Regions from separate parts of the Homo sapiens genome. Here region 2 is linked to region 1. The links are chromatin contacts, found by Hi-C in ENCODE. All regions are on one chromosome and are shown on one strand. Each heading gives the region's core, a stretch centred on a gene start or an enhancer-like site at or near the end of the contact. The rest is flanking DNA. Distances are from core to core; before and after follow the strand shown. Region 1 holds the start of PSMD7 (proteasome 26S subunit, non-ATPase 7). Region 2 holds the start of VAC14 (VAC14 component of PIKFYVE complex).

What was found. A loop is a pair of places that touch in the nucleus more often than their neighbours do. Pooled maps may share reads with other maps.
Region 2: a loop to region 1 is called in a pooled map, with 30 times the contacts of the local background. The contact joins the promoter of VAC14 here to the promoter of PSMD7 in region 1. A Hi-C loop is called at or near these places in 9 of 50 pooled maps.

What each region holds. Positions count from the first base shown.
Region 1 is chr16:74,290,988-74,298,063 of GRCh38, forward strand. It overlaps PSMD7 (proteasome 26S subunit, non-ATPase 7), which reads left to right and starts at 5,827. Exons shown (of 7, transcript NM_002811.5): 1 at 5,827-6,001. The coding sequence starts at 5,928. RefSeq lists enhancers at 5,060-5,951, 5,742-6,051, 5,952-6,841.
Region 2 is chr16:70,798,178-70,805,825 of GRCh38, forward strand. It overlaps VAC14 (VAC14 component of PIKFYVE complex), which reads right to left and starts at 2,981. Exons shown (of 19, transcript NM_018052.5): 1 at 2,620-2,981. The coding sequence starts at 2,723. It overlaps HYDIN (HYDIN axonemal central pair apparatus protein), which reads right to left. Exons shown (of 86, transcript NM_001270974.2): 86 at 3,907-7,648. RefSeq lists enhancers at 2,667-3,289, 2,957-3,016 and a silencer at 2,687-2,876.

The DNA.
Region 1 (7,076 bases), core at 4,577-7,076:
CTTCTTTCATATCACTTTCTGACTTACAATAAAAATCCTGTGCCCTTTATAAACTGGTCCTACCCAACCAACATAAACTTCTCACTACTCTCTTAAATATGTCTCTGCTCAGGACAGCCCAGTAGTCTCCCATCCCTGGCTCCCCTCACCCGAGTCAGGCACTATTATTATCCCTCTTTTACATAGAGGAAATTGAGGTGTAGAGAGATTAAGTGACCCATTTAAAATATCCTAGCCAGTGAATAGGAAAAGCAAAATTCAAATCTAGATCTGACTCACAGCCCACGCTCTTTTCTATTACCTTCACAGTCGGAGACGACAGGGAGAAAGATTACAGGGAAGGGTGCCAGAGGCATCAAGAATTTATTCTCTACCATGTTCCAGTTTCTCCACACTCTCAAACTCAGTCCTGCTGGAATGTTTCCAAAATGCTACCTAGCTTGAGGAACCTCTTCAGATTCTGATCATATCACTTGAGCTGAGCGATATTCCATGACAGGCCTAAATAACCCTCAAATGAAAGAGTAAATGCAGCAAATAACAGAGAAAGTAAGTGACGGAGCTCACATTTAGGGAGCAGCTATATAACCAAGCATTGAGTGGCAGATAATGGATTTACCAAGAACCTTAGGTTCACAAAGAATTCACAAATTGCCTAGTGTTTCTGTTATCTGTTGCTGCACAACAAACCACCCAAAACTTAGTGACTTAAAACAGCAACGATGACTTATTATTTCACAGAATTTTATAACCTGGGCTGGGCTCAGCTGGGCAGTTCTTCTGCTCCACATGCTATCTACTAGGGCTGGAATATCCACAGTGGTTTTTTCACTCTCATTTCTTGGGACCCTGCCTGTAATGGCTGGAATAGCTGGGGAATGGCCAAGCATTCCTCTTCTATTCCATATGGTCTCTCCTGCAAAGTAGCCAGATTTTTCTACATGACTCAGGGTTCCAAGAGTGGGCATTCCAAGAGAACAAGCTGCAACATGAGAGTGTTACTCAAGCCTCTGTTTGTATTACACTTGCTAATATCTCATGTGCCAGAGCAAGTCACATGCCCAAGCTCACAGTCAATTTTGGAGGAGATAACCAGGGCATGAAGGCCAGATGCATGATTCATTGGGGCCTGGCACATTTGATCATGGTGAGCATGTCTGACAGACTGAGCACACTTTCTGACACCATATGGGATATTATACAGGATTTACATTTATTATTTGCTTATAGTCTATCTCCTCTAACAAGACTATAAGTTCAAAGAGGGCAAGAGCTTTGTTTTGTTTATTCCTATATAACCAGTATTTAGAAGAGTGGCACAGAGTTAAATTGTTAAGTGAGTATTGAGAAAAACATCAGAGATACTGGTTATAGAAGACTGCCAAAGTTTACAGTGCAAAAGAGTCATTATCTAAGTGGAAAAATTAAAGATTCTAGAAACACCGTTGGCACAGCTTTTGCCCTTTCCAGGCCTACAGAGGCTGATGGAGAATGATGTTGTAGCTGGGCCTCTGAGTAGATGAAGGCATCTATTATGAAGAAATCAAATCCATTCTATGCAGCTATTAATGATGATGTAGACCTAGATTTGCTATAAGGAAGTGTGTTAATGATAAATTATTAACTCAAAAGAGCAAATTTCAGAACTTTATGTAGAGTTAAACTCCATTTGCATTTTTTTTTTTTTTGAGATGAAGTCTCACTCTGTCACCCAGGCTAGAGTGCAGTGGCAGGATCTTAGCTCACTGCAACCTCCGCCTCCCAGGTTCAAGTGATTCTCCTACCTCAGCCTCCCAAGCAGCTGGGATTACAGGCACCGACCATCATGCATGGCTAATTTTTTTTTGTATTTTTAGTAGAGATGGGGTTTCCTCATGTTGGCCAAGCTGGTCTCCAACTCCTGACCTTGTGATCAGCCCGCCTCGGCCTCCCAAAGTGCTGGGATTACAGGCGTGAGCCGCAGCGCCGAGCCCATTTGCATATTTTGAAAGCTATGCATACAGATGCCAAAAGATACATCTTTAAAAAACTTTCCGAAAGATTCGCCAGAAACTAGTAGCCAGTGACTACCTTTAAGGAGAGGAACTAGGGTTCACCTAAGAAAAGTGAGGGAGACTTGAAGCTCAGTAACAGGTTCATGGGCTTTATTATACTATTTTCCCTACTCTTGCACAGGGTAGGGATTTTCCATTAAAAAGGGTGTTTTAAAAATATGTCTGGGGCTGGGCACCATGGCTCACGCCTATAATCCTAACACTGTGGGAGGCCAAAGCAGGAGGATCATTTGAGCCCAGAAGTTCAAGGCTTCAGTGAGCTAATGATTGCACCACTGCACTCCAACCTTGGTGACAGAGTGAGACCCTAACTCTTTTAAAAAAATAACAAATTAAAAATGTTAAAATAAGGCTGGGCACAGTGGCTCATGCCTGTAATCCCAGCACCAGCCTGGCCAACAGGATGAAACCCCGTCTCTACTAAAAATACAAAAATTAGCCAGGCGTGGTGGCGGGCACCTCTAATCCCAGCTACTAGGGAGGCTGAGGTGGGAGAATCGCTTGAACCCAGGAGGTGTTGGTTGCAGCAAGCTGAGATCTGGGCAACAAGAGTGAAACTCAGTCTCAATCAATCAATCAATCAATAAAATAAGTCTGGCTGCAGAGTGGAGGATGGAGATGGGAGAAGGTCAAAACTGGAAGGCAAAAAGAGAAATTAGGAAGCTAATGCTGAAATCCCTTAAGAAATACAGCACTTTAGGCCAGGCGCGGTGGTTCACGCCTATAATCCTAGCACTTTGGGAGGCTGAGGCAGGCAGATCACAAAATCGAGACCATCCTTCCTGGCCAACATGGTGAAACCCTGTCTCTACTAAAAATACAAACAAATTAGCTGGGCATGGTGGCATGCGCCTATAGTCCCAGCTGCTTGGGAGGCTGAGGCAGGAGAATCACTTGAACCTGGGAGACGGAGGTTACAGGGAGCCGAGATTGTGCCACTGCACTCCAGCCCGGTGACAGAGTAGGACTCCGTCTCAAAAAAAAAGCACTTTGGGCCAGGGTTAATCTTAGTTTTCTGTATGTGGTACGATTTCAGGTGATTTTAATTTATTTCAATTAATTAATTATTTGTGACAAGGTCCTACTGTTCGGAAGGGTCATGAACTCCTGGGCTCAAGTGATCCTCCAACCTCAGCCTTCCAAGTATCTGGGATTACAGGCACAGGCCACCATGCCCAGCTCTATATTCATTTTTATTTATCTGAATAGTGTCATTTTTCCACAATGATCATGTGTAACTAGAATAATTTTTTAAGCTCATAGTCAGTTTCACACTGCTTCAGTGAGTCAGGATTGGAGACACCCAATAAGCTTCGAAACAGCTTGCTTAGGCTTAGTACAACTGCAAAGTGAACTCAGTGTGAAATAAAATATATCACTTTCTAAAGTTTGAAATTTAGTATCTTAATAAAATTAATGCAATTCTTTTGCCTAAGACTGCTGCAAGCAGGCACACCAACCAATTAGGAACTGGGGTCACAGAAACCTGGCTTGATCCTGACCAGCAATGTGATCTTGGAAAGATCCTTCCCAATGTCTGAGCCTTATTGTCATCTTCCATTTCACTATCATAACTAATTATTCATTTATATAGTAATTACTGAATGTCTCCTATGTGCCAGGCACTTTTCAAGACAATGATAATATAAAAGTAAACTAGGGGCCAGGTGCAGTGGCTCACACCTATAATCCCAGCACTTTGGGAAGCCAAGGCAGGCAGATCACTTGAGTTCAGGAGTTCCAGATAAGCCTGGCCAACACAGTGAAACTCCATCTCTACTAAAAATAGAAAAATTAGTGGGGCATGGTGGCGCTCACCTGTAGTCCCAGCTACTTGGGAGGCTGAGGTATGAGAATCGCTTGAACCTGGGAGGTGAAGGTTGCAGTGAGCCAAGATTGTGCCACTGCATTCCGGACTGGGTGACAGAGCGAGACTGTCTCTCATTTATTTAAAAAAAAAAAAAAAAGTAAACAGGAGTTTACAAACTAAACAAGAGCTTACATTCTAATGAGAGACAAAGAATGAACAGAATAAGTAAATTCTACAAACTATTCACAAGTGGTAAAAACTATGGAGAAAACTAAAGCAGAAACACATTAGGGGGAGAAAGACAAAATTTTTTCAAAGCGTGAGAAAAAGCCCACCTCGAGAGCAACATTTGAGCAACAATTTTCATTTGTAATGAGAAAATACCGACTTCGTAAGGTTGTTACAAGCCTTGTTAACACAGCATGGGCCTCACCTGAAAGCTTGTTAGAAGCTCAGAATTTCAGGTCCCATCTCAGACCTACAGAATCAGAATCTGAATTTTAACAAGGTCCCCTGGTGATTTGTAAGCATATCAAAGTTTGAGAAGCATTAATTAAAAGGATTAAATATTTGCGTCTGAACCAGGGCTGGCATATTATAGGCACTCAATAGATTCAATAATTCTTAGTTTTCTTTCCCCATTAACATAACCCTTATATCTTTCTAGTTATAATTAAGAATGAATGGCCAGGCACAGTAGCTCACACCTGTAATCCCAGCAGTTTGGGAGGCTGAGGTGGGAGGATTGCTTGAGGCTGGGGGTTTAAGACCAGCTTGGACAACATAGTGAGACACCAACTGTACCAAAAAAAAAAATGAAAAAATAAAGATAGCATTGAGTCTCTTCAATTAATTATGAATATTAAGCATATCCTGCCATTTACTTCCTTGCAGATCTAGCAGAAAATCTGAAAATAAAGCCAAGTTGCAGACAGAAGACAAAGATAAATTCACATGCAGACAAATTCAAACTCCTGACTACATTAATGTCTCTCATTGGTGGCCAAATTTCAGTCTAATCTTTGCTAATGTTTTTCACCACCCACAAATAAGAGAGACTGAGTGTGTCCCTTGACATTTGGAGATCAGGAAGTCCACCTTAAAAAGACAAGAGGCCAAAATGTTGGGAAAATCCTCTGGTGATAAAGGGAAAGCAAAAATTGTTTAAAAACAGAACAAAATATAAGTAAATAATTCAGGTTGCTTAAGTACTGTTTTCGTTTACAGAAACAGCAACTTCAAATGAGACGATATAAACCTGTATGATTTTTCTTATAATTTGCCTCCTGCAAATAAGCTTAAGTCTTTGTCTACCTTAGTCTTCTCTTTCCTAGCTACATATCACAACATACTTCCTTACTGCCTTCCTTCCGTCTTTTCTTCAACGCTTCTGTAAATTTTGATTTCAAAAGCAACGGCACAATTGCGTTCTTCTAGCCCTAGTTACGCAGTAATATAACGACAGGTGGAAACCTGCAGGTTGCCACGTTCATTGCAAAGTGTCCACAGTAAAGATAAAGGAGAAATTCCCCCGGCAATGAAAACGAGAATGAGATAAATTACCAAATTACATTAAAAGCGTGCTCTTATGTTAGAGATTTAAAGTTCCTCTCAGAAATCGCGGAGGATTTTGACCTGAAGCAAAAGTGAACTTCTTCCGGGTGGTAGAAAAGTAAACTGTCAACTATTTACTTTGGGGGGGTGGCGGGGGGAGGGTGCTGGGAAGGAATTGAGGCGAAAAGCCTCTGCAGGTGACGGTACAGGCCAATACCAGGAGGTCAAGTCGCCGGTGTCCCTTCGGCCCTTAAGTCCAGGGAAACGCACGGCGAGGGACGAGGGGCGATTCCCGCCTTTCTCCAGCCCTTTCTCCGCCCACAAATGACGGCGGTGGCGAAGATCCGGGCCCGCCGCGCGAGGCACTCTGGGAGCGGAAGAAGGAGGCCGCGCGAGGGCTGACGAACCGGAAGAAGAGGAACTGGGCCTGAAAGGGTACCGGTGACCGCTACTGCTGCCGGTGTTTGCGTGTGGCAGGGAGCCAGGCCTGGCGAGCGGGGTGTGTCGCGATGCCGGAGCTGGCAGTGCAGAAGGTGGTGGTCCACCCCCTGGTGCTGCTCAGTGTGGTGGATCATTTCAACCGGTGAGCGAGCGCCCTATAGCTGGGCCGGCGGCGCAGCCGCTGCTGAGTCACGGGCACGCTGGAGATGGCGCGGCGGCCGCGGACGAGCTGGGGACGCAGATAGGGCGGCTGGTGACCCTTACTTGTTCACGAGTCCAGACCAGCGTCGGCTCACGATGCCGGAGTCATCCAGCCTCCCGCCCCTGCCCCAGCCGCCGCCACTTCGGGGCCTTGGCTGCCTGTTCCGTTTAGCCTGTTTGTTTTACAGAGTTCCCTTTCCGAGTTCGTTTTGCCGAAGTTCGTTTTACCGAAATCTGGATGATGCTGGGGGTCGGGAGATGCGGCTAGCTTTAGTTGGCCCTGACCCCCGCCCCCAAGCTCGTGTCTGTCACTTCGTTTTGAAGTTCGTTTTGCCGAAATCTGGATAAAGCCAGGGTGGGGCGGAGGCGGGCTAGCTTCATTTGGCTCTGACCCCCGACCCCAGGGTCGTATCTTCATTTGACTCAGTTGATTTCACTGAAATGTGAATAATGCAAAGTGACTGATGTCTGGATGATGCTTGGGTGGGGCGGAGTGGGCTAGCTCCATTTAGCCCCGCCCCAAGGCTATGTTTATCTTCGTTTGACCGAATTGGTTTCACCGAAATATGGATGATGCTGGAGTGGGGTGCAGGGTGGCTACCTTCATTTGGCCCTGACCCCGGCCCCAGGGTCGTATTTATGTTTATCCTCGTTTAACCAAGTTGATTTCACCGAAATGTGAATGATGCAAAGTGAATGATGCCTGGATGATGCCGGAGTGGGGCTAAGGGGGCTAGCTTCAATTTGGCCCTGACCCCCGCCCCCAGGGTCGTATCTATGTTTGTCTTCATTTGACCGAGTTCCTGTTATCGAAATCTGGATGATGCTCAGCACCCCGAAGGGCTTCCTGGATCAGCTGTGGTTTTAACCCATTAACATTTTTAAATGGGAATCTGATTAGACTCCGTCTCAAAAAAAAAAATGTATATATAGATGAGGTTTCAGTTTTTATTTAAAACACGAGGCCGAGCATGGTGGCTCACGCCTGTAATCCCAGCATTTTGGGAGGCTGAGAC
Region 2 (7,648 bases), core at 1,731-4,230, 3.5 Mb before region 1:
AGAGCCTGCTCTTAAACACCATGCCACGCAGCCTCTCAGGAAATAGGGTATCTTAAAGGGGCAACTTACCTAAGAACAGGACTAAGCACTTTCATTTAGGGAGCACATGAACTGACTCATTTACACTACATAGATAACTGCCAATATTCGGACTCTTCTTTTGTTGGGCATCTGCAGTCTGATTAATGAGAGATTAATTAATAGTCTGTGTTTGCTGAGGGTCACTTTGACCAGGCCAAATGAAGAATATATTAAAACATACAATATCCTATGTGTACCTGACACATAGAAAGTGCTCAGACAAGCAAAATGCTGGTGCTGGTGAAGCACAGATAAGTAAGTCAGTATCTATCTCTAAGCAATTTGTGAAGCATATGTTCTGAGGAAGGCATTGAACTAACCAGCCATTCTTCATTCTAAGCATGACTGGAGAAGGTTGGAAACAGATGAGAGGGTCTTTGAGGCCAGTGCTTCTCAAACTTTAATGTGCACACAAATCACCCAGGGATCTTGTTAAAATGCAGATTCTGATTCCATAGGTCTGGAGCAAAGCTGCAGAGCCTCTAACAAGCTCCCAGGTGATCCTGATGCTGCTGTCTGTAGGCCACGCTTTTGGGCAGCAAGGTCCTGAGCCTGCAATGTTATTTCCCCACCGAAAATGTACGGTCATTCATTTATTCGGACACCAGCTGTCAAGTGCTGCCAGGCTAAGTGCTAAGGATAAATAAAACAGATACATAAACAGAACTCTCTGCTCTTAAGGAGTTCACAGTCAAGGCACTGCTGAGTTTCTCTAAATTCCACAAATCAAGGGCAATGTCCAATACAAAATGAACTCGATCAAAGACAAAACCCTTACAGAACTGTGTGCAGAGTGAGAACAGATACACAGGTTGCGCTGGAAGCAACAATAATGTTGAGATGAATACCTCTCTCTTCAAGGACTCAACAGACGACTCAAGCTACAATAAAACCGGATATTCCTGAGAAGCAGAGTGGGTGAGGGACAAAACTAGGTGTCAAGGCAACTTCAAAGCCAACAAAACCCCATGGACACGGAACCATGCCTATATATCATTTCTGGGTCCCTCTATTCAGTATGGCAATGTGCAATAAGACTTGCTAGCATTCGTGAGAGTCAGGCATAAACAAAAAGCTATATAAAAGGAGCAGTCAAGAAAGTGGTGTCTGATGAGAGAAGCAGCTAGATGGTTGTGGACATACTGAGTATGAGAGCTGAATGGAGGCAGGGTGGGGGATTTCTTATCAAGGTCCGAACCCTTTAGTTTAGGAGGAAACTAAAATCCAAAGCAACATTTGATTTGGATTGCAAGCAGCAGTTGTCAACCGGGGCAATTTTGCTCCTTCAGGGGACATTTAGCAATGTCTGAAGACATTTTTGATTGTTACAACGGATGGAGTGCTACTGGCATCCAGTGGGAAGAGGTCAGAGACGCTGTTAAAAATCCTGCAAGGCACAGGACAGCCCACTACAACCAAAAATCATCTGCCCCAAAATGTGAATGGTGCAGAGGCTGAGAAACCCTGAGTTAAGGAATTTGCCCCAGGTTAACGAATGAATGTCACACCACGGAATAGATTAGAGCAGTCCAATAGAGCATTCTGCAATGATGGAAACAGTCTATAATCTGTGCTGCCCTATATAGCAGCCAATAGCTACATGTGGCTATTGAACACTTGAAATACGGGTAGTGTGACTGAGAAACTAAAGTTTAATCTTTAATAATTTAAATTTATAATAGCTACGCACGGCCAACGGCTACTCTACTGGACAGAACAGAAATACAATTCACCTTTTCTGACTCGCAGACTGGTATTCTTCCAGTTTCACAGCCTGCTTCTTTCCAATTTTCTGAAATCACTCACTCACTTGACTTTAACACTAAAATGTGACTGGGAAAAAACCCACAAAAGTAAAATAATACTGCAGAAAAAAAAATAAATAAAACATCCCCAGTTAAACTTTCGCTGTTTTGTACATTGGGAAATAAAGTAAAATATCAGATCATTGTTACACATACATGTAACAAGACTGCAGAAGCAAGAAAGGTCAAATTATTTCTACTTCCACTTGCAGGGAAGGGTGTTATAACACAGATAAAACAAAAAACTCTCTGAGCCTTGAGATCACGAGTTTTCCGACCTGATTTCTCTACTTGGTCACTAACAATCTCCTTCACTTCTCAGAAGCTGGGTAAGAAACCAGGCTGGTCAGCATCACCTGCAAATTCTCCGGCTTCTGACTTCTCTCTCACCACAGAGACAACTCTCTGATTTGCTGGTTTGGGTGGCACCGCACCGAAGACTCACCATGTGCCATGCACTGTGCAAAGCACTACCCATACATGATGTCACTTCATTCTCACTGCAGCCCTTTGTGGCACCGGGAGGTTAAAAAGCTGGGACCAAATCACACAGCCAGTCAGGAGTAAAGCAGGGACTCCCAGATATGGCTCCCAATCTGCTCTTAAACACTGCGCTAAGGTAAGGGCCTAAAACCTGGGAAAGTAACCCTGGCTGGGAAGGCGTGAGAAGTCCCCCTGGGGAGCAGAGCAGTCAGGGGCTGCATAGCCAGGGAGGGGTCCTGGCGGCTCTTACTTCTCGATCTCCAGCGCTGCCACCTTCCGCTTTTCGTACAGCTTGTCATTGAGGGCGCGCACGATGTTAGGCGTGAGCGGCGCGAAATCCTTCTCGGGGTTCATGGTGGCAGCTGGGGGAACCTCGCGACTCCTTAGCCCGCGGCTGCCGGGGCCGCGCCGGGGCCAGGGGAGTCTGCGGCTCCGCTCTGCCCCCGGCGCCGGCGCATGGACCACGCCGCTCTAGGCTTGCCTGCCACGCTCCGCCGCCTCGCCCTGGAACCCGGGCCCGGACCCCGCTCCAGCACACCTGACCCTGGCCGCTTAACAACTCCCGCCCGGCACTAGCGGGACTCACGAGACAGCGGCCATGTTACTCGAGTCACATGACTCTACAGCACTTCCGCCTTCCGTCGCGAGGGCCCGCCCCTCTCCAGCCACGCCCCCACCGCAGGCCGCAGGTGGATTGGCCACGCCCTCGGAAGGCTCCACCCACACTGCACACACTATCGCGCTGCGCGCCAGGTAGCTGGAGTGTGGTTTGAGACGTGCTTTAATGGGTGTGTAGCTCACGCCCAACTGATGGCACGTGGTGGGCTTCTGTAGACGTTCGTAAGACCGAATGGGTTCTTGGAGTCTGATTCACTTAACATAATTTATTCAATAGTCACCGAATTCACTAGTTCATTCAGTAGTTGGTCACTTACCAATTTCCTAGATGCAGACGTTTCCCTAACTGCAGTAACACTGTCATCACTTTCACCATATTCTAGCCACTTGTATTATCTATTTAATGTTTTCCTCAAATCAACTCACTTTAAAAAATACCTTAAATCTCTTTTAGCTTTGCTTATGCCCTAAAACCATGAGTTTGAATAGGTATATTTTTTCTAAGACACATCAAAATAAATTCTCAATTAAAAATGGCACTACCTGTCTACCACCTAAGATCTCAGGTACCACCAGTGTCTGTCACTCCACCATTTGGGGGTGTGTTTAACATGCTCTGATGCCTAGGAGGGCTGGTTACAGACAGAGAGAAAGGCCCCAGATCTGCTGAGTGCGGGTCTCTAGATAGGTCCCCTGGAAAGCAGCCCCTTCAGCTGCTTCGGGAATCACATTACATGGTGAGACAGAAATCCCAACTATGTGGCAAAATATTTAAAAGCAATTTATGGCCGGAGTGTGGTAAACATGCAGTTAACAGGGAGGTGCATCAGCCTTTCCTATCATAAGCTTTCAGAGTGAACAGGGACTTAGGACAAGGGCTAGATTACAGTGGAGCTCAAAGAATAACAGTTTCAGAATGCATGGTGATACTTTTCTTTAATGAATGAAAAGTGCATATATAGGCCTTATAACAGTCTTGAAAATGGAGTATTTTCCTCAACAGAAACAGGGACGCAATGAGTAAAGGGCAAAAGTAGGCAGAATTCTAGGATGACCTCCAATATTCCCACCCCTTCGTGTTCATGCCCTGTATTATGCCCTCTTTCAGCGTGAACAAGACTTGTAAATATGATGGGCTATGCATCACTCACATGATTATATTATGTAATATCGCAGAAGAGATTTTGCAGATGTAATTAAGGTCCCTAATCAGCAGACATTGAATTAATAAAAAGAGAGATTAACTTGAGTCGGCCTGACCGAATCAAGTGAGTACTTAAAAGAGATTAGAAGAAATTTGAACTGGAAGAGAGACTCTCCTGTAAGGAGTTTAGTCATATGGCCACAAAGGAATGAATTTTGCCAACACATTGAGGGTCCTTGGAAGCAGATCTTTCCCTAGTTGAGCCTCCTGATGAGGATGCAGCTGGCCAGCACCTTGATTTCAGCCTTGTGGAACCCTGAGCTGAGAATCCAGTTCACACTGGGCTCTCAACCCATGGAAACTGTGAGATAATAAATTTGTGTTGTTTTGCTCTCCTAGTTTTGTGGTAATTTGTTATGCAGCCATAGAAAATGAATACAAAGGCTAATCCAAAACTCGGCAAGTCATGGATATATCATGTCTAGAAAAATCCATAAAAAATGTATTCTCCTATACAGGTGGGGTTTTCATAGTTGTTAAAACCTTTGCTGACACAATCCTATGAATGAAGGTAGGTGCGCTAACAAGTAGTAGTAGTGCTGCCAAGGACATCTCCAAATGTCTTGCAAAGTTTGGTTTTAGGATTTTGATGATGGTTGATGAAAAACACTGAAAAAATGTAAATCAATGGGAATGATTTGGTTCTATTTCTCCAATGTGTGTGCATTTCCACGGGACGCATATCTAATATATTTCATGTTTCTTTTGCTTTTTGGTTTGGCTTTTTCTTAGAGGTGAACTGAATTTCCCAAGGGTAATGATACAGTTTTTAATAATTCAAACAATAAGGAATTTTTTTTTTACCAGAAGTATTCTTTTCTCCTGAAATTATATTCTGGCTCAGGTTGCTAAGTAACCAGTTTTTTATTCAAGGCCCAGACCAATGCCTACCTTTAGGTCAGAAGTTCCTAGAAAGAAGTGGTTCTTTTCTCTAATATCTTGAAAAATGCCAACTAGGTAAGATTATTTATGCATAATTGAGCTAGCAGTGGTGGTAAAAATAAAGCCCAAAGGCTACCCTTGCCTTCCACCCTTGTTCCTCTTCTCTGACCTGTGACCATTCCTGTTGAAACTCTTCTAGACTAGGGGATAACTGATGTGCCTGACTGCATACTAGTCATTATTTCACAGTTACAATTCATCTGCATCTGTGTGATGCTTGGTTGTTATGCTAGAACTTGTAATAGTTCTGTAACAACTATTCATAATAGCTATTACAAGTATGTAAAAGTTATGACATAACTTGTAGCAAGAGGCTGCTGATGACATTGTAAGAAATTGTACCAAAATCTTGAACTGTGCAAAGCAGTTTCTCCAACAGCAATGTAATTGTAGCTGGAGTTTCAGGGCAACAGGGTTTAAGGTATTAGGTAGAGGTCTTGAAATGTAGCAGGCCCTCACCAATGTTACAGTATTGTCACCTCTGACTTGAGGCTCCTAAAGAAGTGGTTAGACTTAGCATGCCACACTCACTGGGGGCCCAGTGTGGAACGAGGCCAGGGAGCCCCATTCCCATGGTATTCTGTGCACAGTGCTCCTTGGAGTTCTGCCACACAGCTACCCTGACATTTTCTGAACATCCCCCAGTTAGAAGTCTCCTGGTCTGCTTTGCTGAGAATGGATTCTCCAATGTAACTTCCACAAGCATGTGTTGGAAGGGTTATTTTCATCAAGCCTGCTGTTAAGCTACTTTGCCATTCCAAATTTGCTAATATAAGACTATTTTGTTATTGTTTGAGGCTAAGGAAGCACGAGAAAAACCTAAAGGGAAGAAATGCACCCAATCTCAAACCAGCCTGGAAGAGGGTTCACACTGGGGCAGGATCTGAGCTTGGCTCTTGGTCCCAGGGAGAAGGAACTTCCTCCTCTCTCAGGGGCTAGGAGGATTTGGACCCTAGACTCAGTGGTGTTATAGGACCAACACGTTTGTGTGCCCACTGTGCAGTAACAGACCAATGCACAGAGACAGTGGGGATGCAGCAGAGAAAGTGATGATCAAAGGTCACTGAGTGATGAGATGGGAGGAGACCCTCAAATCCATCTCCCGGAAGAGTTCTGGACTGGGGTTTTTAAGGGGATCCTGGAGGGTGAAGGGCTGAAAAACCAGGTGACTGATTGGTTGGGTAAGACGGATGAAATCATCAGGATGTGGAAACCGCATTCTTTGGTGAATCAGCTTCTCGTGAGGTCCTTCAGATCAGCTGATGTCAGTTGTTTCACTGGTACACAGGACCAAGAATAAATATCTCAAACGGAAAACTTAACGTTTCCTAATGTTCAAGTTGTTATCTCCAGAGCATTGAGGGGAACTATGATCTTTAGCAGGGTCTACGTGATTCTGAAACAGCAGGCACCAAACAGCTATGAGGAAGCAGGTCTGAGCGCAGGCTGATCTAGTGATTAATGCTGAGTGTGCTGCAACCTGGGTTCGTTTTTGTTTCTCCCCCTCCCTTCTCCCTGATCACTTTTATAAAATGTATATGGACAGCTTCAGTGGCTTGGGGAAGCACTGGAACAGGTCTGAAGTTGGGGGAGTTGCCCCTAGCCACCCCAAGGCTGGCTATAAGCCATGCTGGGGCTGGTGGCATGTTAGACAAGATTTCAGACAGCTTCTTCCACCTTTTCTTTAGTCTTAGGGATCACTTGGTGTACCACATTGACCATTATTGAAAAAGTACACCCTTTTGAAGAGTAGGGTGAGGGACCAATTGCTTCCCTTCTCCTAACCTATACCTCTGGTGAATAGGTGGAAGGAGGCACATTTTGGGGAGGGTTAATTTCATCAACTAGGTCCTATGCAGATTTGGTAAGACTTCTCAGGACTGTAATGAAAGAGTTATGGCTGTGGGTTTGGCAAATGTCAAGTTTTGCCAGGTACCTTAAAGTAGCACTCTCAGCTGCAATGTGCATGCAAATCGCCTGGAGGTCCATGAAAATGCAGATTCTGATTCAACAAGTCTAGGGTGGGGCCTGAGGGCCTGCCTTTCTAACAAATTCCCAGGTGATGCTGATGCTGCAGGTCCATAGGCCACTCCGAATAACCAGGAGGCTCGAGGCTTTAGAGTCGTGGTTCTCACAGTCTGATTGGTCTCACCAACGAGCATCACCAAGAACTGGTTAGAAATGCAGATTCTCAAGCCCCACCCAAATCTCCTAGATCGGACTTCCTGAGGGTGGGGCTCAGCAATCTGTTTCAGTAAGCCCTCCAGGGGATGCTGATGTATACTAATATTTCAGAAGCACTGACTTTATACAGATGCTGTATATTTGCAAGTCATCACTCTTGCTCATTGATCTTAGCATCCTCTCAGATTATTGGTCAGAGCGATCTTTGCTCACTTAACCATTGTGAAAATCTGTCATCTGGTTGTCTTTAGACCTATCAGTAGTGTCTTTAGAGGTTATAGAAATAAATTGTCTATTGAGTATGGCAGTCCTCCTCATCTATGGCTTCAGT